Linked DNA regions of Mus musculus: regions 2 and 3 are each linked to region 1. Evidence: chromatin loops called from intact Hi-C (ENCODE). Cell type or tissue: heart. All regions are shown on one strand.

Region 1 (8,000 bases):
TATTTGCATGGACACTGCCACACGAGAAGGTCAGAGGACAACTTGTGGGAGTTGTTTCTCTTCTACCAGCACATGGGTCTGGGAACAGAATTCAAGTATACCTGTCAGGTTTAGTGGCAGACATCTTACCCTAAGCCATCTCACAAGCCCCTAGAACTCAAGTTTGTGTAATGTCAGATTTCTTTACAGGCCATTGTGAAGTCTGTTAATTTATGTAACATTTTTAAGTGTCTGTCCTATAGTAGGTTCCACATGAATGCCAACCTAAATGCCAACACTACTATAAGCAACCTGATATTAAGAACCTTGATTCAAAATAGTCCCTTTGATGTAGGACTGCTCACTCTATGTGAAACAGGTCTTCTCAGTTTGCAGTAATTCTGATTATGTTTAATCTTTGAGCTGTATATAAATCTTGGGAACCTCAACTCATTTGTTCCTATTTTTTTGCTCCAAGGTTAACAGTCATATACATCTGTAGTAAACACTCAAGTTCCCTCACAATTCTGCCTGCCTGACAAAAACCTTTCCACATTTTTATTGTTATATGGGGAAGGGAGATGGTGAGCTCTAAATTCCAAGTAGTATTTTGTGTTTGTTTTTTAAATAACTATTAGATCTTGCTCTTCCACTTCTAAGCTTGAACTATTATATTATACCAGCATAATAGACTTGTACATTATTTGTATTAAAACAGTCTATGGTGTATTCTTTTGAGTAATTACAGCAGGCTGATGTCTGATTAGGCTTCTGATAAAGTCTTTGCTTTTCATTCACATTTGTAGTCAAAGGTAGGTCTCCTTAAGGTTCTGAGGGTGATTCTTCCCCACTTCCTATCTCACATGTCCTTTACTCTCTACATCTCTATACTCCATGCACTTTAAGAGTTTTACAGGATTTCCTATCACTGAGCTACTCTCTCAGTCCTATGTCCTCCTTCTGAGTATCACCTTATGCCTCTAAAACATCAGTGACCCCACCAAGCTTCGAAACTGAAGAACCATGGTAGAGATCCTTTCATATAAATTAGGGTTTCTCAGCTCCAACCTGATTAACATTTGGCCTGCATAGTTCTTTGCTGCAGATAGATGGCTCTTCTGTGCATGTTTAGAAGTATCCCTGTAGCTGCTGAATGGTAGCAACCAAAAACATTTTCAGACACTGTCAAATGTCACCTGGAAAATCAGCTAAAGGCTGAATCCTACTGGTTTAGATCATACCATGAGAGAATTTTTAGAACTTTTAACTACCATCTCAGTTGAAGCCTTTATTTTCATTTTCTTAAAACTATTTTAACAACTCCAAACCTGATGGCTCTTCTTGTCAAATATTCCTTAAATATAGCTCTTTCATATTACTGCCAATGCTTCTAAATCGTGATCTGACTTGAAAACTCTTCAGCAGGCTCTCCTCTGTCCACAGAAAACAAGTAACAGCACGGGCTAACCCAGCCCCTGCAAATTTTCTACATTCATCTTTCCTTAATGCCTCACCTATACTCACATCTCTCAAGCCACAAGGTGAATGACAACCAAAGAGCTTAAAGCTGAAAGACGGTCAAGAGTGCTTACTGCTCTTCACAGGACCAGATTTGGTTCCCAGAACCTATGCTGGGCTGCCCACAGCAACCTCTAACTCCAGCTGCAGATCTAATACCTTTTTCTCTGCCTCTGCAAGCACACACGCACACAAAAATAAAATTATTAAAAAAAAAAAAAAGAGTTTGACATTCTTTGGAGAAAGCAGGGCTGGCATTAACAGTACATAAAAAAAGACCCAAGACACAGATGAGGTTAATTCAGGTTTTCTTGGTTTTGCTATGTTTAGATTTTATTGCAATAGGGATATGAGCTCTGAAGGGTTTTAAGTGGGGGGAACTGCCAAGATCTCTCTGCTACATTGAGAATGGACTGTATTGGGATAAAAACAGATGTTAAGACTGAAAGCCTAGTGAAATTGTCCATTTCAGAACTGTGGGCAGCGGCTTCATGCTGTAACAATGGTAGTGAAAGTAGTCAGACTCAAAGCATCCTCACGAGTTGAGTCTTACTGACGGATTAGAGGATGGAGCTACTGTGTAGCTGTCTCTAGGACTAGGGTTGTTACTGTGATCTCCACAAAGTTATCCACTGTCACATTATGTGATCATCAACACAAGCATTTACGAAGCCATATGTGTTTTCGGCCTCCTGATATGGTTAATAAAAGATGGAAATCTGGAAGACACCCAAAACAATAGGTTTTATTTTGCTGTATTTAACCAGATCTGTCCTTGGGGGTAAGTAAGCCAGTAACTTGGTTGTGTGTCGCTGAAGGTCACAACGAGGGGTGAGCCTCTCTTTGGTGTTTGTCAGAGGAAGGAACAGGATCATGTTCAAGGCAATTAGAAGAACAAACGTCCGAATGAGTATGCAAGCTGGCTAACGTGAAGGAAAACAGCAATTTTTGGCTTGACGCTAGGAAATGGAAAGAGAATAAGACGTGGTGACACTCACCCTGGACCTAGGGCGGCCGCGTTCTTCAGACACGGGGCTGGAAATACACAAGACGGAGGTTAGCAAAGTCAAGGAGAAATCGCGTTTCTACCTTCCCGGGTGTCGGCCCTGGCATCCGTCTCTGCCGCGCCCTGAGATGCTGGGCGGCCCGGGAGCTCTCCAGATCGCTCCCGTGGGTGAGCTCGGGCCCAAACGCCGCAGTCCGTCCTCTACCCGCTTCCCGCCTCCCCGGCCTGGCTTCTTCCTAGTCACCCTGCTACGCTAACCTAGGCTCTACGTCTCTCACCCGCTGTGGCGGCAGCAGAAAGCACCACCCGGGACAGCATTGTCTGCGAAGAGCGGGACAGCGGGCTCCGTGTCCCTGTGACCCCGACCCGAGCCTGTCAGGGGCAGGAGCAAGATGGCCGCTCGCACATCTCGCGAGAAGAGATCAGCTCGCTTTTTCTCGGAAGTTCTCGGCTTTTTCCCCGCCCCCTCCCCACTATCGCGAGAAGAGGAGAAAAAATGGGTGGGGCTGAGGGAGGGAAACAAACAAAATCCCGCTGCGGGGACAGGAGACGGAAAAGCAGGCTGGAAGGGTAGACACAATTCTCGCGAGAAGTAGAGCGAATTCCCTCGGAGAGGGGCGGTTGCGCAGAGGTACACCACGTGTGCGGTCCCTCCGGCGCCGAGTCAGGGTCTCTCGTCGAGTCTGGGTCTAGGTTAGATTTGGAATCGTGGAGATGCGGAAGGACACCCCTCCTCCGCTCGTGCCCCCGGCGGCCCGCGAGTGGAACCTGCCCCCCAATGCGCCCGCATGCATGGAACGTCAATTGGAGGCTGCACGGTACCGGTCTGGTGAGCCGAGATCCCGGGGCCTGGAAGCCCCTTTACCCCCAGTCTCGGGTGCCCTCTCCCGGTGCTGACCCTCTCGAGTCCTCCCAGCGCCGTGTGGCCCTCCTCGGCCATACCTGGCGTCCTGGCCCTGCCCCAGCTCAGCTCCACAAATCCGATCTCAGATTCAGACTGGTCCCGCCACGGGGTTCTGTGAGGTTACCATAGAAACAAGGCCTTCCATCTGACACCTTATAACTTTGCTCTCCCCACCGTAGATGGTTCCCTTCTGCTCGGGGTCTCCAGCCTGAGTGGTCGCTGCTGGGTAGGTTCTCTGTGGTTTTTCAAGGATCCTAGTGCGGCCCCCAACGAAGGTTTCTGCTCTGCTGGCGTCCAGACCGAGGCTGGAGTAGCTGACCTCACTTGGGTGGGGGACAAAGGTATCCTAGTGGCTTCTGATTCAGGTGAGTGATCCCCCTCCCCTGGAATTGAAGAGTTGGGTACAGGGTAGGATGGGAAAAGGTGTTTTATTATTTAGAAGCAGGGTTGTTTACCTTATTGGCTTGGCTGTCCCAGAAACTAAGTAGACCAGGCTGGCCTTGAACTCACAGAAGTCTTCCTCTGTGCTGTAATTAAAGACGTGTGCCACCGTGCCTAGCCTCCTGTTTTCTTTTGCTGTTGTGTTTGCTATGTGCTGTGAATTGACTCACCTTGCTAGGCAACTGCTCTGTCACTGGACAGTCCTTAATCCCACCTTTCTTTGAGTGTCAGGCTGAGAAATGTAGGCTTTGGCATTAAAAAAGACAAAGAAATGAAGTTGGTAGGTGATGGAGGGTAAATGTTGGACAAGCTAGGGATGAATATAGTCAGACTACATTGTATGCGTGTATGGAGTTCTCAGAATTAAGCAGATTAAAGAAAGTCAGAATTTATATAAGTTGGTGGAAGCTGGGTATAGGTGCTGCCTGTAATCCCAGCAGCCGCAGGCAGAGCTCTGTGAGTTGGAGGCCGGCCTGTTCTCCATATCCAGTTCCAGGCCAGCCATAGGTACGTAGGGAAGTAGGGAAAACCCTGTCTCAAAGATTAAAATAGATTTATTTTGGGTCTGGAGAGATGATCCAGTGGTGATAAGTGTTAACTACTTTTTCAGAGGACCCAAGTTGGACACCCAGCACCCACATTCCACTAACAACCTTGTAACTACAGTCTTAGGGAAGCCAGTGCCATCTTTTGGCCTCCATGGGCACTGCATGCACTTGATGAATAGACATAGATGAAAGCAAAACACCTGTGCGCTTAAAATCAGAACATCTCTCTCACATACAAACATTCTTAAGTGTTAGGTAGAACATGGCAATTGAAAAGTAGAATGTTAGTGAATGAGACTGACAGTTGAAATTAGAATATTTCAAGACAGTGAGTGGCTGCTCTTCCAGAGCTCATGAGTTCACATCCCAGCAACCACATGGTGGTTTACAACCATTTGTAATTGGATCAGATGGCCTCTTCTGGTTTGTCAGTGACAGTGTGATCATATATATAATATAAATCTTAGAAGTATTTCAAGACATTTTATGTAAGCAAATATTTACTAGTGTCTGCATACCTGGGAAGAGACATCGTCACTGAACTGTTATCTAAATAAGGCTCTCTGGGAACCGATTGCTTAGGACCTGCTTTCTGGAAGCACTAGAATTGATTTTACATCTTATTTCCCTATCTCCAGGAGTTTTCCTCATAGGCATCTGGCCTGTTAGGAAAGCAGTAGGGTAACAAAACCAAACGGCCTGGAAGTCAGCTAAGCCGTTAGTGACGTGGACTTTGCTTTTACAGTTGGCTCAGTAGCAATTCTTGCTTGAGTCCTAGGCAGGAGTTCCTGCCTTGGTACAACCCAGGCTCATGCTTCCCTTGTCTGCACCTCACCCCGCTCTGTCCCCAACAGGTGCTGTTGAATTGTGGGAGCTAGATGAGAACGAGACACTTATAGTCAGCAAGTTCTGCAAGTATGAGCATGATGACATTGTGTCTACTGTCACTGTCCTGAGCTCTGGCACACAAGCTGTCAGTGGTAGCAAAGACTGCTGGTGAGTCCCTGTTTTCATTATTTCTATATCTAGACTTCCTGTGGATATCCCATCTATCCTGTTAATTTCATTATGTAAAATGCTTTGGGCTGTTTTTAGTCTAGTGAGTAATGGCATGTCTGTTTCCTAAGAGACTTGGTAGTGCATTGTAAATAAAACAGCAGGAGTCTAGGAAACAGAAGTGGGACATGTTGTATGGGTATATTTTAATGTTGATACTGCAAGTTAATATTCCTATTTTTTTTTTGCATTGTAGCATCAAAATTTGGGACCTGGCTCAGCAGGTATCACTGAATTCATACCGAGGTAAGTGTTGAGTCCTGCCTATAGTTATCTTTTCTTTCCCCTTTGGGATATTTGAACAGTGTTTGGGTAACAGTAGTAGCCAGTCTGGGTTCTTTTGATTGGTCTTTCCTTACCCCAAAACTACAGTCAGGTTCCATTATCTGCTTCCTGTCCATTTCTTTGTGCTCCCGTTTCGGTTGATAGTCTCACAGCCTTTTGACTAAGTGGGTGTCTTAGTTCTGTTCTCTTGCTGTGAAACAACACCATGATCAAGGAAAAAACATTTATTTGAGGGCTTGCTTAGAGTTTCAGAGGGTTTTTTGACTGTCACAGCAAGGAGCGTGGGCCAGTAGGCAGAGCCTGGTGCTGGAGCAGTAGCTAAGAGCTTACATTCTAATTCACAAGCATGTGGCAGAAAGATAGCAAGACTGGCTTGGTGTGGGCTTTTGAAACCTCGTAGTCCATCTCCAGTACACTTGGCCACACCTCAAAATTCTTCCTAAGTAGTCCACCAATGGGAGCCAGACATTTTAAATAGACGATCCTGTGGGAGCCATCCCCATTAAACTGAAGTGGGCTGATAGCCTCCATCCATCCTCTTACCCTCAGGTTCGTCAGGTTCTGTTGGGTCTCATTTGATTAGTCCTTCCTGTCCATATCTTACCTTCCATGGCCCGTCGGGCTTTAGCAATAGAGTCACACTCACATCTTCACCTGCAGTCTGTGACTCTTGGTTCTTCATTGCTTTCTTGTAGCCTGCAGATCAAGATCCTACTTTCTTGTCAGCATTCAAGCCTTATGACAGTAAGCTGTGCAGCAGCTTAATCTAGACAGTAGAGCCTTGCTCTTCTCAGACCGAGACTTGTGTGTGTGTTGGGGGGGGAGGATGTGCATGTGTGTGGAGGCCAGAGGTCAGCTTTGAAGATGTCTACTTTGTTTTTTGAGACTGATTCTCTGACTAGGACATGGAGCCAGGGAGCCACAAGGATTCACTTGTCTCTGTCTCTGCAGTGCTGGGATTACAAGCACGAGCTACCGTGCTTGGTTTTCTTTCTTTCTTTTTTTTAAATAATAATAGTTCTGTGGTTGAATTCAGGTCTTCATGCTGGTGTGGAAAGTACTTCACTGATTGAGCCATCTCCTGCCCAAGACTTTTGAATCTCACTCTTGAATGTTCACTTCTATAAAATGTCTGTCTGGGGCTTTCATCACTTTATTGTCCTTTCGGCTTTGCTTAGGAGTTGAATTTAGTTTGGTAGCAATTCTTTATGAATTTTGAGTTCATGAAGATGGGTACTAGAGTGAGAGGAGGATCGAGGTTGACTTAGTCCTAAAGGCAGAACCATTCTGGCTACTCTGCAAGGGCTGACTAAATGACATCAGTGATTCCTTCAGTCTCTAGCTAATTGGTGACATTCATTCATTCATTGGATATAGACTGCCCAAAAGAATTTAAAGCTTGCCCATTTTAAAGTTGTTAACAAAAAGATTTAAATGGCCCGGCAGTGGTGGTGCATGCCTTTAATTCCAGCACTTGGGAGGTAGAGGCAGGTGAATTTCTGCCCAGCCACACATACATTTAATGAATATTTTATTAAAAGGTAGGTAGTTGCCAAGAAGTTAACTTTTTTAGCATATCATTTATTGGCATATTATTTTTTCTAAGCATATGTCTTTTTTAAAGTCTGTAACCTATTTATAGAAACTGTTTACAAACAATGACAAAAACCAATTTACTTTTACTGTTAGCAGCATTAGATTTCACTTTGTTTTAGAAAAAAGTCCAACTTGGTTTGTTAATACATACAAGCCAGTTGGTTATGTCCTTAGAGAAACAATTGTTTTGTTTTTCAGTTTTCACTGTTAGAAACAAAGAGGCAACCACGGAGCCACACTGGTATGTGTGGGATGCCTGAGACAGCTACATTCTATTCACTGAGTTCTTGCAGCTGTCCCTTTGCTCTTTGGCTCTTAGTTTGAGCGCCTTAGGTTTTCAGGCTTCCAACACTGGCATGGAAGACCTGGGCTGGAAGGGAGGTATGAATGAGCTCAGCCTATAGGGTGGGAGGCGTGTGATGGGAAAGCACATCAGAAAACACCAGAACTCTCAGGTGTGTCGTGCTTAGAGGTATGTGTTCTGTGAATATGGACATTGTTCTAGAGTCAGCAAGCCTCACGTCTCACGTCTATACTGCAAACTCCCTTCCTCTTCTTCTTAAGCCTATAATCAGATTGTCTTTACCACTTCTTCATTTCTGCTAGCTTTTTCTGGTTTTATAACTATTAACTTTTACTGTGATTGTTGCAGTTTATAGCCTGTCAA
Region 2 (8,000 bases), 590 kb after region 1:
ACTAAACTGGATGATACGTTTTTTAATATTTTGAGTAGTAGTATTATAGTGTCATCATGTATGGCTATAGTAGCCAATTTCTCTATAACTAAACTGGATGGTACTTTTTTTTTTTAATATTTGACATTCTATAGTCAGCTCTTATGGAATTCCTCTTGAAAGAGAAATAAAAGTTGAGCTGGTTCCATTTTTATTGTGTTGGCTCAATCTGTTCCATCCTCACATTGTTTGTTATTTTGTTAAAGGCAGTACACAGAGGGCACTAGCCTATTTTAGCTGATAGCTACAAGCAGCTGATCCTAATGGTTTTAAGTTTAAGTATTTGGCAGGACGAGCTGACAAACTGATACTTTCCTTTTAAGATTTTCCCCTCATGACCTAATTTCTCTTAACCTTTTATGGGTTCATTAGAAAAATACATTGTTGAGAATTTGTTTCTGACCTAGCCATTATGTCAACCATACATTTTTAAAAGGTAATGAGTTTTTTGAACATTTCAATCTAGCAACTTTGTCTCTCTGTACAGCTTCCAGTAACAGCACTGTAAATGTGAATTCAGGCGCAAGTATCCCAGACACACTGATGACTGCTTTACTTTCAACCTATGCCAACAGTCAGAAGTTGCTGACACTGTTCCAGGTCATCTCCACCTTTCCTTCTTCAACCCCATGGGAGAGCACCCAGTGCTAATGGGAAAACAACTACAGACCATGGGTATCTGAATTTTACCAAAGGAAAGCTAACGTACACCAAAGGAGCAGCAAATGGGAGCTTAGAAGAGGAAGAATAAAGAGTGTGAGAATGGAAGTTTGGAAGACATTACAAATATTGTGTGTGGTCAGGCCTATGTCCAACAAGGTAGGCAGAAAATCGTTCCTTACTACAGAAGAAATTAAAATCATAAAAAAATAAAAGTTAAAAATAACCCAGCAAAGTAAAAGTTATTGCTGATTGCCTAGAAACACACGAGTCAAGGTACTGTTTATGAAAGGAAAGTTCTAAGTGTCAAATGTGCCTACTATACAAGACAGGCATGGTCAGGTTCCCACACCCAGCAGGTACTAAAGCCCAGTGAGCAAGCAGTAACATCACACCACGGCATGACACACACTATACAGAAAATAAAGTGCTGAGACAGAAAAGAGTTGAAAGAATGCATTTTGAATAGGGGTGGAAGTCATCAAACTTTTCTACCCATTTCAGAAGAAAAGAGTAAACGCGGTAGTAAGAGCAGGATAAAGAATAGTCCAAGAAGCAGAGAATGGGACAGTAAAGTGTGCCTTATTCGGGTACCTAGGAAATCACAAAGGTAGAACAAAAGTACATCAGATAGGAAAAGGAAGTGAGAAGCATCACTGAACGCAGGGGTTCACAGGCTGAGGTTAAGCATCGAGTTTTACTTAGATTGAATGGAAAATTCCCAATGAGCTTGTAACAAAGCCTACAATTCTAGAGTACAGCCTGTTAACTGAGAACAGGCTTTCATAATTATGAAAGTAATTTTAAACTGAAAAAAAAATTGGCTGCCTGTGGAAATTCAGTTTACAATATTGACCGCTGTGGTAGCCTTTCCACTTGTACTCAGTAAACACCCTCCCTCCTGCTACAACCTGACCCTAGTGCTCTACTTTCCTGTAACGCTTATCTGACTTTGAAGGTTTTGTTTGTAGGGCTTTATTTTGTCTTTACCCTCAACAGTGCTCCTTAAGTTCCATGACCGTAGGCCCATTCCTGTCTTGTTAACATTCTTTTCCCCACAGTCTCATACCACCGTTGACATGAAAAAGAAAATCAGTATTTATTGAGTATGATTCTTCTAGTATTTAATGAGCACTTGGTTGTTCTAGACCTAGAAAGATATAGCAGTCTACGTTCTCAGGAAATGCAAAAGGGTGTGTGAGTGGGGGTGAATGAGTCTCGTCCTCAACCAAGTTATCGTATAAATAACTTTTTGGAGGCATAGAGGGGTCATTTTCTGACAAAAGCATTTTTCCATTAGGCATGGATATATGCTTGACAAAGAAACAATGGTTAATGAATAAATTTACTAAAATCCATCAATTTGTAAGTTTTCAAGTCTCCCATGAAAAACACAGGGTAACAGTGTCTGACCCACTTTAGTCCTGTCATGGACGGGGTGGGAGGGGGCATCTGATAAGTATCACATTTAAAACAAAAACAGAAACAGAAAACTCAACTGCTGAGCAGACCATAAAGTAAACTTACACAATATCCAACTTGTGTGAAATTCTAGAACTTCCCTTCTGCCCCACCCCCATGATCCCCACCCATGTACAAGGGTTCCAGGTTTTTATCAGCACTGATTCAACAGTATGTTTACAAGCATTTCAGTGGGATTCAGTGGTATACAGCTTTCTGACCTCTGCCATTACTTAAAGTAAAATACTAATGGCTGAGACTATTAGGGAAGGGACCATAGAAGAAAAGAGAAAGAAAAACAAGAGAAAGAAAAATAAATAAATTAATAGGATCATAGGAATAAGTTCAGCATTATTTAACAAATGATACATAAAACATGTTTGTCTGGGGGCAGGGGGGCTTTTCTGTACTCAGAAGCAGACAGTACTGCTTAGATCTGGTGTTTTGCTGAAGTGAAATTGTGTGTTCCTTAAAGGGGGAAATAACTTCAGAGGAGGAGGGACCAAAAGCCTAGAGCTGTATTCTTTTTTATATTCTCTTAAAAACAGCACTGCATGGCCCTCAAAATGAGCACCACCAGCATTTCTAGCCAGTTTAAAGAGCAAAATATAGCTGGGTGGTGGTGCACACCTGTGATTCCAGCACTAAGAAGGTAGAGAGAAGCAGGGGGATCCCTGAGTTGGTGCGGATCTGGTCTACACAGCAAGTACCAGAACAGCCAAGGATACATAGTGAAACTTTGTCTAGAAAAAAAACCCAACCAACCATAAAAAAAAGAAGAAAAGAAGAAAAGAAGAAGAAGAAGAAGAAGAAGAAGAAGAAGAAGAAGAAGAAGAAGAAGAAAGCAAAATGTAGTTTAGAAAAGAAAGTGCTATGCAATAAAATGTAATTGGTAATGTGAGAGTCAGATTTACCTACTTCGTTTCTTAAAAGGAAGGGTTGTGTCTTTATGACCAGCTGTACAGGGACTTCAGTTATTCTCAGCATAGGCTAAATATGTAGCAAAATGATTTTGAAGCTTCAAATCTCATCGAATGCCAATAGTTTTAAATTGGTAATGCTCCAAATGTCTTATACAGTTTCCTTGTGTTTGAGCCAGTCAATTCAACACACATTCTGAACACATTCCTGACAGTTGTAAAGTAGAAAGGAAATATTCTAACAACTTACAAAGTTCCTATACTCGTTGAAAACTGACTATGAATTTGCCTCCTGCTGCAATAGACGTTGCCTGGTGAGTTAGAGTTTTAGCAATGCCATATATTCAACAGCAATGATACAACATTGGTAAAAACTGGTATCAAAATGCCAAGCATCAAACTGGAAAACTCAAACTCGGTAAAATGTAAAGCTTGAGGTTCAGCCAAGCATTCCTGGGAACACAGGCAAAAACCCCAGCAATCTCCTTCTAAGAACGCGACTGAAATAAAACTCTAGCTGGCAATCTCTGAGCCTGTCAATATGGGTTGAAATTTCTAGAAAAGTTGCCCAACAAGAAGCGTGGCCCGAGCCAGGAAACATCACTAACCGCCTCCCAAAAGGACAGCAAAGACCGCACAGGATGCTGCACGGTTCTTGGACTTGGCAACACCGGGCCAGGAGGGTGTGGACCCGCCAGACAAGGTCGGTTCCGCGAAGCCAGCGCCCCAGCCCTCGGCTCACCGGGGGTTAGCCTGGGGTGCTCCCTCCCACGACCACGGCTCGCATACCGCGCAGGCGCCCCTCCACCTCCGACTCCGGAGCCTTCGGGACTGGCCGTCGCCCCTCGCCGTGCCCACAACCCCGCGCGCGAGGCCACCCAGCGCCAGCAAGGACGGCGTTCCCCTTCAGCTAGTCCGTCCGCAGCTACCCAGTTCTGTCTAGCCCAGAGCCTCCGGCCCTCGCTCCGCTCCTCCCGGGACAAAACCGCCCCGCCACGTCCGCAACATCCCCGCCCCTTCCCTAGGCCGGGCCCCCGCAGCCTTACCCCGAACCCAACAAGCACAAGCCTAGAAATAGCAACTCCGACTCCAGGCGACTGAGTGACTGATAGGCGGCAGCACGTTCACGACACTTTCACGATTGCCGTAAAGAGGGGGGACTCAGAAAAGGTTGAGGCGCGCCTCCGAGCTACTCGGGAGCGCGCCCCGGGGCTCCGCCCAGGCTCCTACAGTGGGCCTGTTCTGCACTTTGAGGCTGGAGCTGGCTGGTCGGGGACAGGAAAGAAGGTGAGTGGGAGGGGGAAAAGTGCCTGGCCTGGCGCTCGGCAGGTTTTCTACTTGGGTGCTGTGTCGAAGTGTGGTTCGCAAGCCAAGAGCGAGGGCACAACGCGAGCCCCCTTGGTCCCACGGGCGCGCGAGCCACGCGAACCTCGGTAGCTTCACCTGGTTCCGTGAACTTCGTGACACCCACGACTAGAGTCGCGAGCCAGCTCCGGGAACCCACGAATCACGGGAGATGACAACTAGGCTGAGGTCTCCGCGTCCTACTTTTTCTCTTCTTTAGTACCTCTACCACCACTTCATCCCAAGCGATGCGTCGTGCCAAGCATGGTGTCCCTTATATTTTTCTGGTGCCAGGGACAGTGAAACTCTTGTACTACAAGACTTAGGAGTGTGTGTGCAAGGGGTTGCTTTTGTTGAATCAACTAAGGAAACCTTTGCCCTAATACCCTTTGTCATCCCTGTGCCCTTATTTCTACTTGGTTGGGGCTGAGGAAGTTCAAAACTGAGACCAGTGGTGACCTTGTGTTTACACAGAGCTCTGTCTCCACCCCATGATTGTGTTTCAAAGGGAGTGGTCCCTAGTTGAAAGGAAATCACAAGTCCTGGGAATCCTAACAGCTGCTTTCCTTTGTAAAGCACTGAGACAGGAATAAGTTTTCCAGCTTTCCCAATTTTAATTTACATACCGAATGCAACATTTTTTTAATCTATCGGGGCTGCGTTATCAAATTTTAATTTATTGGCAGTGAAACTAGATGCTTTGAGATTAGCCATTGGAAAATGTTACATTTGTCAAGAGGCCATATTAGAATTTAGGAAAATAGTCCTTGTTATGCTTTGTTTGTGGCCTGATATTTCTATTCGCCTCTGAAAAAAACCTGGGGCCACCTGTTCATTCACTTGGAACATCCAGAGTTTACACTTTTGTTATTCTTTAGTTATTACCACTTAGAAGAGACAACATTAAAAAGGTTCTTTTTATTACCAGTGGCTTTTAAATGCTTATGAAAATAAAAAATGTAACTGGATTTCTGACTCATGGAGCTTCAAAGTAAGCAGAGGAGATGGGTAAGAGATGCAAAAAAATTTGTTAAATATCCTTACTGTTGTGTGAAGTTTTCTTATATATTTTTAAGTCATCTTAAAGCTTTCTTTTTTGGTTCTGGAAATTGAACTTAAGGCCTCTTGTTTGCTATGCAAACACTCTTTAAAAGGGTTCTTGAATGCTTTGACCCATAAAATAGTTAAACATTACACTCGTAATCCTGTTGGTCTGAGACTGCTCTCACGTTTCCTTTTTGGAGGGGAAGGCACTGGACAGTTGTTAGTCTTCCATGTTACTCTTCCTGTCTACTTTGGTTTCTCACTTGTCTCCGAAAGACTCTTAACAATATTTTAAGCCCTGCCTTGCTTCTAAGCAGTCAGTTTAAACAGCTAGAATCTTCAAAGCCTAAACACATACAAGTATTTAATACCTCAAAAAAATTATATGCAGCCATGTATGGGTAGTTATGACTGCAATTTATGAATTGTTATAGTATTTTATACTTATATTTCACATAGAATACTACATCCCAGAAATTTGAAATTTGCCTGAAACTCAATAATTAGAAAGTGTTAATTATGGATTTTTTTAAAAAAAGATAACATCCAGGGGTTAGGGAAATGCTGTGCCAAACAATAAGAAAATTGACTTCCTACAATTAAAACTTTTTTTAAAAATTACCGCTGATAGATCACTATTATAAAAGATCTCAAGCATTAGGTCCTTAAAGGAAACATTTTGCTCACAGTGCTGCATTCTAGTGTTCAGGCCACAGACACTGTTGGTTCATTGGCTAGTATTTGTGTGCTGCTTAAAATCATGTGTTTGAAATGATAATGTATCATCTTTGTATATAGATTTCAGGATTTGAAAAGGGAACCGGTTTGGGCAGTTGTGAAAATTGACATTTTGAGAACAGTTTCTCTCTCACCTTATGAAAAGACCACCTTAGGAAGGAACCTAACATCTGTTATCTCAGTATTTGAATAAACCTCACTGAAACAGCTATTCTTTTAGATGGCTTAAAATATGTGAGATGGCTCAGCATGTGAGATATTTACTAGCAATGCTGATGGCCTGAGTTCATTTCCTGGGACACATGTAGTGGAAAGAGAAAACTGATTCCTGGGCATGTATACACCCACCTCTAACTCCACCCCAACCCCCATTCTACCCCTACCCCTATCCTTACCTCCCATACATATAAAACAAAAAATTGAATGTAATCTAAAAATATCAGATAATATTAAAGACTACTATTAACTGTATATCACCAGTATGTTAGGGTCTTTCCTTGCTGTCACTCTAACTTCTATAACAACTCTCTAGCAGAGTCTGCTGGACTTTTCCATGATAAAAACATGTCCCGTACTTTGTCTAGTTGCTAGCCACTAGCCTGGGTCTGAGCATTTGGATAGTGGTGACTACAATATAGGACTGAAATTTGAAATTTTATTATATATTAATTTAAATAACTGTACCTTTCTAGTAACTACTGTGTGGTACAACTTTTGACGATATTTGCATTTTTCAAAGGAAGAACTAGCTCAGATAAATTCTGAAGCTTGCCCAAGATCCCGCAGCTTTACTTTTAAGAAGATTTTGCGGAGGGGAATACTTGTTAATTTGGAAATGCAGATTGAATGGATGGAGGGGAAGAAAAGCAGTTCAACCAGGAATGGAGAATCTAAACAAGAATGGTTACACTATACAGTGAGTAGAAGGGAGGAAGGAATGACTTACAGAAATAGGACTGCCATCATTTGGTGGTAGCATGTGAGCATTGTGGGGAGAGAGCCTGCTCTGCAAGAGTTACTATAATGTCCAAGAATCTGAGGAAAATGATAATACCGCTTACTGAAATGAAAATCCAACCCATTACTGGAGTTAAGATGATTGGTGTCAGCTTTTTGTTTACTCAATAATTACTGAGTGAAAATGGGTGAGTTCCTGTGTTTGCAGTTGGTGAAGTAGCATCTCTCTCATTCAGTTCACTTACCTTCCTAAATGTTCATACTATAGAAGTGAAGAGCTGTGCAAATCCAGTTTTCTCAGGAACTGCTTACTTCTCCATGCAAAGAGCTTAGGAGTTGTTGTATGGAGAAGATAGTCTTTCTGCTGTGTGTCTGTCTGTCTGTGTGTGCATGTCTGTGTGTCTGTGTCTGAGTGTCTTTCTGTAAGTGCTGATGTATATGTATGCCTGTGGTTGTTGAGAACAGAGGAAATTATGTGTCATATACCTTTCCAAAAGATAGAATGCCTCAGTGGCCTGGAATTTGCAATGTAGAGGAGGCTGACTAGTGAACCTCAGGCATGCTCCTGTCTCTTCCTCCTCAGTGTTAGGGTTACAGGCACTCTGTCCCACCTGACTTTTATTTACATAGGCTCTGGGTTACACTGAACTATCCTTCCAGCCCTCTGCTGCATTTTGGATATTAAGGATTTAGAAGTAAAAAGCAGTAAAATGGAGAGGAGGCTCTCCTACTAGTAGTGGGATGAGCAGAATGTTTCAAGCATACCTTTTACCTAAACACCTAAATGCTGAATAGGTCATGTTAACTTTTTAAATGCCAAACACATTTTCTATGAAA
Region 3 (8,000 bases), 240 kb before region 1:
CTCCCACTGGTGTCCTCTCTCCTCACCAGCCCTACGGTTCCCTGAAAGCATCCCTGTGCTGGTCAGAGGCCTCCAATCAGTGTGCCCCATAGCTCTCACAGGGGATCTTGACAATCTTAAGTTTTCCTTTTCTCTGCATCTCCTCAAGCAGGATCCCTGACTGGACTCTACCCTATGCAGGGACAACAGGAGTCAGTGTTCTGTACTTCTGTTCATTTTTTTAACTCCTTCCAACACTGTGTCTCCCCTCTTCTGGCCAGGCAGGGTAGTTTGGGCACCCATCTGGAATTGCTGCCAGTTCAAAGGGGGGAAGATGTCCTCATCCAAAGTTGGGGCTTTGTAAGGGTACCAGTTGTGTGTGGGATCTGTCTTGATTCTGTCTTCCTGTCTGTCCCAAGTGTCAGAGAGCTCAAGTAGACTCCCAACTGGCCTGACTGACCTTGTTTCTGGCATTTCACTCACTTTACCCACCAAAGTACCTCAAGCTGTTCCAAGTTTTGGGTCTGCCTGTGCTGTCCCAACAAGTTCAGTTCTGCTCTGACTGCCTTTTATTTCCCCAGCTTGAGAGCCCTCCCGTAGGTCTCATCTGTGCCTTGACTTAACCCCCAGTACTTACTTGGGTTGGTGAGTCACTTCTGCTTCTGCACATACTCTCACTTCTCCTCCAGACCTGTGACCACCTCCAAGCTAGTGAGTACTCAGTCTTTCTGCCTCCAGTACTGAGCACAGGGCTGCTGCCTGTGTGATCTCCACCTCCCAGGGAGCTCTGAGCTGAGCCCACCTTTAGTTTATCCTGTTTAGGAACAGCCAGTGGCCAAGCCTTTCTTAGTCGACCCCTGCCCCTGCATTTCACAACACCGAAGTCTAGTCCCCAGAAAAGAGGGGAGCCATGACCAGTTATTGTCAGAGCAGGAAACAGTATACAGGCCCCTCGTCAAGCTGTTGTACAGAACTGTCCCTGGTCCACTGCTTGGCTTTTAATTCTGGCTGGCTGTGGAATCGACCTCACCTTCTGTTGTCATTGGGCAGCTCAGGCCTTTCAGGTGATTAGCTACTTTTCTCTCAGTAGTTACTGAAGAAGTCCCCTTCTTGCCTAGCCTCTTTCCTCCACTCTTCCTGACCTGGATCACCTTCGTGGACACGCTTTTTTTTATATCAATATCTGGCCCCAGACCTTCCTACCCCAGGATGTTCCCTAAATTGTCATGCTCTGATGTTCCAGAACACCAAGCCTGCTAGATCCTCCTCCCCTTAGTGTGACTATTAAGGGAGGGGTGGGTGAGCAGTGTAGCGGGGAAGGAAATTGAGAGTTGGGTGGTGAGTGCCTTCTCTACCTCCAGTCCCACCTCTGGCTACACTCCAGGCATTGTCTCCCCACCAGGCCCTGCTTGCCAGAAAGGCAAAAGGTACACAGGCACTTGTCTGGAAGTTGAGGGAGAGGGGTGGTCATCAGAAACTTACACAGATGGAGTGTGTGTGTGCGTGTGTGTGTGTGCACGAGTGCTGGGATTGACTCACTGGGCTGGCTTACTTACACTAGACCCTCACTGCCACGGTGCCACCTTCTCCATAGGCCTGTTATCAAGTACTTTGGGGATAAAAAAGCAACAAAATTTCTTCCAAATGAAGAAAGAAAAGCATCAGAACCCCTGTGTACCAGCTCCCTGGCCACCTCAGACCATGTTCATGTTCAAGTCAGATCCACCACTGGTCCAAGGACCTTGGTCATCACCACAGAGCCTTAGGCTAAACTGAGTGAAGCGATTGTTCAGACTCTCTCTTGAGGTTGCAAGCATCAAATTAGTAAACTCTGATTCCAGAAACTGGTTAGTTTTTCAACACTGGTTTCAGGGGTCCAAAGAACTCCAGAGCTCTTGGTACAGGCCTTAGGACTCTGATGGGAGTATAGGATCAAATAGTGTCTTCACGATTCTTTTAGCTCTGCACAGTGCACAAGGGCCAGGCAGGCCCCACCTCCACGGCTCCAAGTCCTACTTTTCAAATTGGGAAGGCTGAATGGCTAGCACTCCCTTAACAGATGTCCCTTCAAACTATAGCCCATCCAGCTGGAGAGGAAGATCTCAGTGATGCTTAGGCAAGTTGGCCAGGAATTGCATTAATAGCTGTGGCCCGTGGATTTCCCACCCACAAGGAAGGGCATGGCAATGGGATGTTAATGAAGAAGCTAGTACCTACTTGACATGACTAAAAACTGATTCAGCGCAACCCTAGACAGCCAGAGGGGTTGCTGCCTCACCTGTAGTGTAAGGGCAGAGAGGGAGAGTTAGCAGTTACAGAGTGTCCTGCCTGTGCTAACCTGAGGAGGACAATCATGTCAGCTAACACAGAACTAAGGGCAAGAGCTTATTCTCCTTAATCTTCTCTGACATCTTTGAGAACCAAGATGTCAGGAGCAGATGTTCATAAAGAATAAATGCTGCATATATATGAGTGTTTTATCTTTATGTATATATATGTTCACCACATATGTGCAGTGCAGTGCCCATGAAACCAGAAAAGGGTCAGTACCCCAGGACCTAGAGTTAGATGGCTGTGAGCTGCCATTTTGGGTTCTGGGACTTCTTCGAGAGCAACAAGTGCTCTTATGTACTGAGCCATCCCCCCAGCCCACAACTGTGGTTTTGATGACATATTATTGATTCTATGTTGTACCTTTTGTAAAATTCTTCCCATGAATACCACACAGACTAATACTGATTTTCCCTGTCTACATTCAGCCTACCTAATTCTATTATCTACAGTATTCTTACTCGTGTTCACTCTCCTCCAGCCACGGTGACCTCGTCATAACCTTTCCCAATGTGAAGGAAGGCCTTTCTTTCTCCAATGCAGTTGCATGGGCTCACATTTTCAGTCCTTGCTCATATAACCAACACAAGGACATATACATCTTCCACCCTCATTCCTGTTGCCCTCTGTACAAGTTTTACAGCATTCACTGTAATAAACACATGGGGTTTTCAGCAGTTTCATCTATCTGTATGTGTGGTGTGTGTACCATATTCAAATGTGTAAGTGCATGTACCTTGCATATGCTTTTGTAGGCCCGAGGTCAATGTTGAGTGTCTACATCTATTGCTCTCTACTTTGCATTAAGACAGGGTCTCTCATTGAACCTGGAGCTCACTGTCTGGCTAGACTTAATGGACAGTGAGTTCCTGGGCACATCTGTCTTCACTTCCCAGTGTTGGGATTACAGTTATCACTAGGCCTTACCTTTTATATGTGTGTGTGAGTGCTAGAAATCTGAACTCAAGTCCCTATGTTTGCACAGAAAGCACTTGGGGGTACTCTCTCACTCAATTCCCCAGCACAATCTTTGGCCATTTCCTAAAGATTAAAAGTCTACACGTGGAGGAACTGGCGTATGTTGTTGTATACCATGAATTCAGACAGTACAAATATAGTAACTGTTGATAGGCATATAAAGATCATGTACGGGGGCTGAAGAGATGGCTCAGCAGTTAAGAGCTCTGGTTGCTCTTCCAGAGGTCCTGAGTTCAATTCTCAGCACCCACACTACAACTCACAACTCACTGTCTGCCCCTCCAATTCTAGCACCTTCAAACATACATGGGGGCAAAACACCAATGCACATCAAATAAAAATAAATATCTAAAAAAAAGATCATGTTTTTCTGCTTTGTATGCACTCCAACTGTAGTGTAAAAATTTGAACATAGGTAAGATTAAAGAAAATTACTGAAAACATCAGTTCAATGTAAGAGCCACACAACTGTTTAAATGGGAAGGTTTATTAAAAATTTTCTTTTATGGGAACAGCCAGTCTCTTGCTCAAGCAATTAGCAGTTGGGCCTAGAGCTATAGTTGTCTGCTTCTTAACAAGCCCAAAGCACTTGCAACTCTCAAGTTTCCTTTGAAGGCTGTTAATATCTGGAAAACAGGATCCATGTTGCCTTCCCAAAAAAGAACTAGGCAGTCAGTTCAAAGTCTCTAGCTGTTCTTACAAGAACATTTAAACATGATAAAGTTAAGAGGACTGCACAGTCAATAGATTCAAGGCAAAACTTCAGGAAGAGAAACCCAAGACCAACCTAAGTGCCACACTGTATCTGTAAGAACATCTGTTTATACTGAGTAGCATTAATGCTACTAGCTGGGTAGGCAGACACGCTCACTGCTCACATTCATTTGCTCTTTCCAGAGTCTGGATGAGCAAACCAAAGTGTCTTTTGATGCTTGGTGTGGATGGTTGTGGGGCCACTTCACTCTATATTTAGCACCGTAAATAAGCAAAGACCCAAATAAAAGTGTAATTTTCCTCCTCTAAATTATGAGAGAGCTTCTTCACAAGCTAATTTCAACACATAATTTATAAGAGACATGTTGTTGACTAACATCCTAAGAGTATCGGTCAGGAAAGGAATACAGTACTCACTGTTTCTCTTTCTGACCCTTGGTCCCTAACCAAAACTCAGACATATGACTGACAAACATTTGTTGACCTGTGAGGGTACACAGGGTAGCTATTTTAAAGTGACTGGACTCAAGGCATGCAGAATGTTTTATTACGATTCTTAAGGAGAGAAAAATGACTCCAAATCACTTGTTTTAGTCAAGTAGACAAAAAAGAACATCACAACTTCGGAAAAGGAGACGGTCTTATTGAGGAGTAAAAGGAGTTCTCTGATGATGGCAGATGAGGATGGCAGACCAAGGTGAGTTCAGAGCTGTGGGGAGATGGCAGTCACATGCTAGCAGCCACTGTTTCTCCAAACATTAAGAAAAATACATACTAAAGTGGCTACAGTGCATTAAGTTAATGGTATTCATACCTTCCCAAAATTTTGTGTCTATTTTTTGCCTAATTAAGTTGTAAACTCCATGAGTCTTTGTAAGGAAATGCTGGTAGAAGCATCATATGATACCGAAGCTCCCCCTGGTGGAGGGTAAGGTGATGCACTTGCATTTACTGTTAATTATAAAATTAGATTGGAGGCATCAAGTCATTAAAGTTGCTTGTGGTCTAGTTGGGAAAATTAAAAACCTACCAATTGTAGCATCAAGCTTCCTTTAAATTAAATTGTTATTCACAAAATCAAAGCTATTATACTTGAAATAGCCATAAACACTACTACGTAATTTGTTCATAGATATGCATCATGAGATTCAAATTAATACCCTAGAAACTCTCCATGTCTTGGCTATGAAAATACATCTTGCCTTCAGTTGCCCTTCCCAAGACCAAGGAGTTCACATAAAGACACTATAAAAATATAGCCCTCTCTCTTAACAGGACACCTTTACATGTTGCTCAGCAAGTACAAATTTCCCTTGGATAACACTGCATCCCTCTGGCTTGAATATCCTTCAATGTCAAAAGGGTGTTTTTTTGTTTTTTTTTTTGTTTTTGTTTTTGTTTTACCTTTAACCCAAGGGAGGAGTGTAAGATGTGTCAAAGGAAACTGATAAAATCAGTCTGTGTTACTGGTGAGACTATTTTAATTTAACAAATATCTACACAACCCACGTGATATAACGTATTTAGATATTTTAGCTGGTTTGTGAGAGGTCTGTCTGTCCATGATTTTTAAGTCCAAAGAAATGTGTGAGAAGTATTTCAAAGCATAATGACTTCAGAAGTCCTTAAAATATGGTATGTCCCTAATTGGTCACACAGTGATATATTCCTGTAATCCTAGCTACTTGAGACACTGAGGCAGGAGATTCACCTGAACCCAGAAGTTTGAAGCCAGCCTGAGTGGTATAACAAGACCTCCCTTAAAAGACAACCACAATCAAAGAGCCCAGCTCCTCTTTCTGGGACAAATGGACCCTATCCTTCTACTTGCATTTTAGTTTAGCTTAAGGTTTTGCCTCTTAGTCACAGACATGTATAACTGGATAAAGAGAAGGGAAATGTTAAGTAGCTAAGTTTATTAGAATATCAAAAGAATACAATTTCCAATGTTTCAAACAGTACTTTTTGACATTTCTTCAGGTTGGTTGGATCTTACATTTGAAAGCTGACTTGGTAACTAAAGGGCTGTCCACACACCTGGCATATCTCAGCAAGGCATGAACACCTTCACACCTAGTTGCAATGAGACCATATCTAGATCCCTGAGCAAAGATTTACTTTCTAGGACTGGTCTCCTTGATTTTCAGGGACAAGGCACAGGGTTTCCTAAGCTTGCAATCTGCTTTCTTCTCCTGTATGCACCTGGCCAACAGGCCATTTGCTTTCTCTTTCTTCATGGAGAACATACAGCAGTATCGCCCTGGCTCCATGTCCTACATATGCCCCACCTTTGTAAAATGCAACTGGGAAGGAAAAGAAAAGCACCTCTGTACAGCCAGCAAGCTGCTGTATCCATCTTCACAGCATTCCTCTACACTGCTCATACAGTCAAGTCACACGTCCCTTTTTGTGTTCTGACTTGCAACCACTTCCCTCAAGTTCTTCCATCTACTAGAGAGCAAGTTTGAAAATTTTCATTTAACACTTCATTGGTGGACACACACCAACAAATTAACAATGGCAAGGATTCCCTGGATGAAGTTACAAACTGTGTATGTAGGATTTGCGATAGTCAAAGTCAAACCCTGGTAATACAGTATTGAACTTATCTTTTTACATATAAAAATAATACAGAGTGGGATACTTTATTCAATATGATACAATCTTTAAGGTCAAGAGAGTATATATAAAACTATTCTATGTCACATGGTGCATCTTACTGTATAGTAGGAATAACTCTATCTAGAGCAGGAGTGCGAGGTCTGTTCCTAGAGAGATCACCAGTTAGGGTAGTTTAAAGCCAAGTGTTCTGCTGAATCCAGGCAGAAAGGAAGAGCTACTGCTGCACTCTAAACAATGTGGTCATTATAAAATAAAGGACTATGTCAATAAACAATAACAAAAAGACACAAACCAAATGAAAATGTACTAAAATTTAATCATCCATAAAAGCTGTAATTTAATCTGACAGTAAAACACAAGAAGCAATATTAGAGTTGGTTTAGTATATTATATATTCTAGCTTTGAAAGCCATAGAAATCAGTTATCCCAGTTTTTCCCTATAAAAGACCCATTTTTCCAAAGCATTATGCACAAACAATTTTAATTAGAATATAATGACAGATGATATTTTCATAATTTTAAATATAAAATGAAGTCAATGACTCAAAAAAGTTATCTGCTGCAATGAGTTTGAGAGGAGATTTCATAATCTATATCATTACAGATATAAAGTATGATGGTTCAATTTTTTAGTGCTTGACAGGGAGGAGTCATGATAAAAACGTCAATATGAAATCATTTGATTATAGTAGTACATCTAACATTTGAAATGCATCCATGCTCTTCTGTATAATTGTATTAGAGTCAAGTATCTTATTTCACATCTGTTATAACTGCTATTGCAAAGGAGAAATACTATGTCTTATTTCCAAGAGATATACACAGAGCAACTTTGTCTCCAGGGAACTTGTGCAAACCAATATAAGATCTAAATTCTTCACATAATATATAAAACAGGAGAAGCCTCTTCAGATTTCGTTTTTGAAGTCTGGAATGCTGGCACTTTCCAATTAGGCAACAGTTCTTCATTTCTGTAATCTGGAACATTGAAGAGACACAGACACATAGAGCTAGGGTTCTCTCAATATCAATATCAATATCAATATCAATATCAATATCAATAAAGAGCTATCTAATGACAGGAGGGATGACAGCACTGAACATTCATTCCTAAGGAACTGAAGTCCATTAAGCTACTTCAGTAGAAGAGCTATCTGACTTTCCCATTAAACATGCTCAAACATAAGCTGGGCATAGTGGCATGAGGGTCAGGAGTTTAAGTCTGACCTTGATTACAGTTTGAAGTACACAGACTGTCCCAAAAGTTCAAAGTCAAATATAAAAGACAGAATTAGTAGTCAGTTAGTAGTCAATTTTTGTCTGCCCTGCTTTTATTACACTCAGTATTTCACATTTTATCTAACACCCTATATAA

What was found. Peaks named below come from ENCODE experiments on the same cell type or tissue, not always from the same donor. Only the 100,000 strongest peaks of a DNase experiment are listed, where the experiment ranks them.
Region 2: it touches region 1 in a loop (3.0-fold over the local background); 4 of 42 quality-filtered maps call a loop at or near these places.
Region 3: it touches region 1 in a loop (3-fold over the local background); 3 of 42 quality-filtered maps call a loop at or near these places.

Annotation. Positions count from the first base shown.
Region 1 is chr3:105,956,367-105,964,366 of GRCm38, forward strand. It overlaps Atp5pb (ATP synthase peripheral stalk-membrane subunit b), which reads right to left and starts at 2,897. Exons shown (of 7, transcript NM_009725.5): 1 at 2,782-2,897; 2 at 2,496-2,532. The coding sequence starts at 2,821. Wdr77 (WD repeat domain 77) reads left to right here and starts at 3,132. Exons shown (of 10, transcript NM_027432.3): 1 at 3,132-3,332; 2 at 3,587-3,772; 3 at 5,251-5,392; 4 at 5,649-5,698. The coding sequence starts at 3,218. In heart, CTCF peaks have their summits at 1,091 and 4,538 (motif pointing left); a DNase peak (open chromatin) is centred at 2,975; H3K4me3 peaks cover 3,380 bases; H3K27ac peaks cover 2,345 bases.
Region 2 is chr3:106,543,554-106,551,553 of GRCm38, forward strand. It overlaps Cept1 (choline/ethanolaminephosphotransferase 1), which reads right to left and starts at 4,249. Exons shown (of 9, transcript NM_133869.4): 1 at 4,127-4,249. Dram2 (DNA-damage regulated autophagy modulator 2) reads left to right here and starts at 4,245. Exons shown (of 9, transcript NM_026013.3): 1 at 4,245-4,367. In heart, a CTCF peak has its summit at 4,198; DNase peaks (open chromatin) are centred at 4,228 and 4,868; H3K4me3 peaks cover 2,796 bases; H3K27ac peaks cover 2,205 bases.
Region 3 is chr3:105,721,362-105,729,361 of GRCm38, forward strand. Rap1a (RAS-related protein 1a) reads right to left here. Exons shown (of 8, transcript NM_145541.5): 8 at 5,899-7,603. Among named protein-coding and RNA genes, the nearest start is that of Inka2, 21 kb to the left of the region's middle. In heart, a CTCF peak has its summit at 4,928 (motif pointing left); a DNase peak (open chromatin) is centred at 1,350.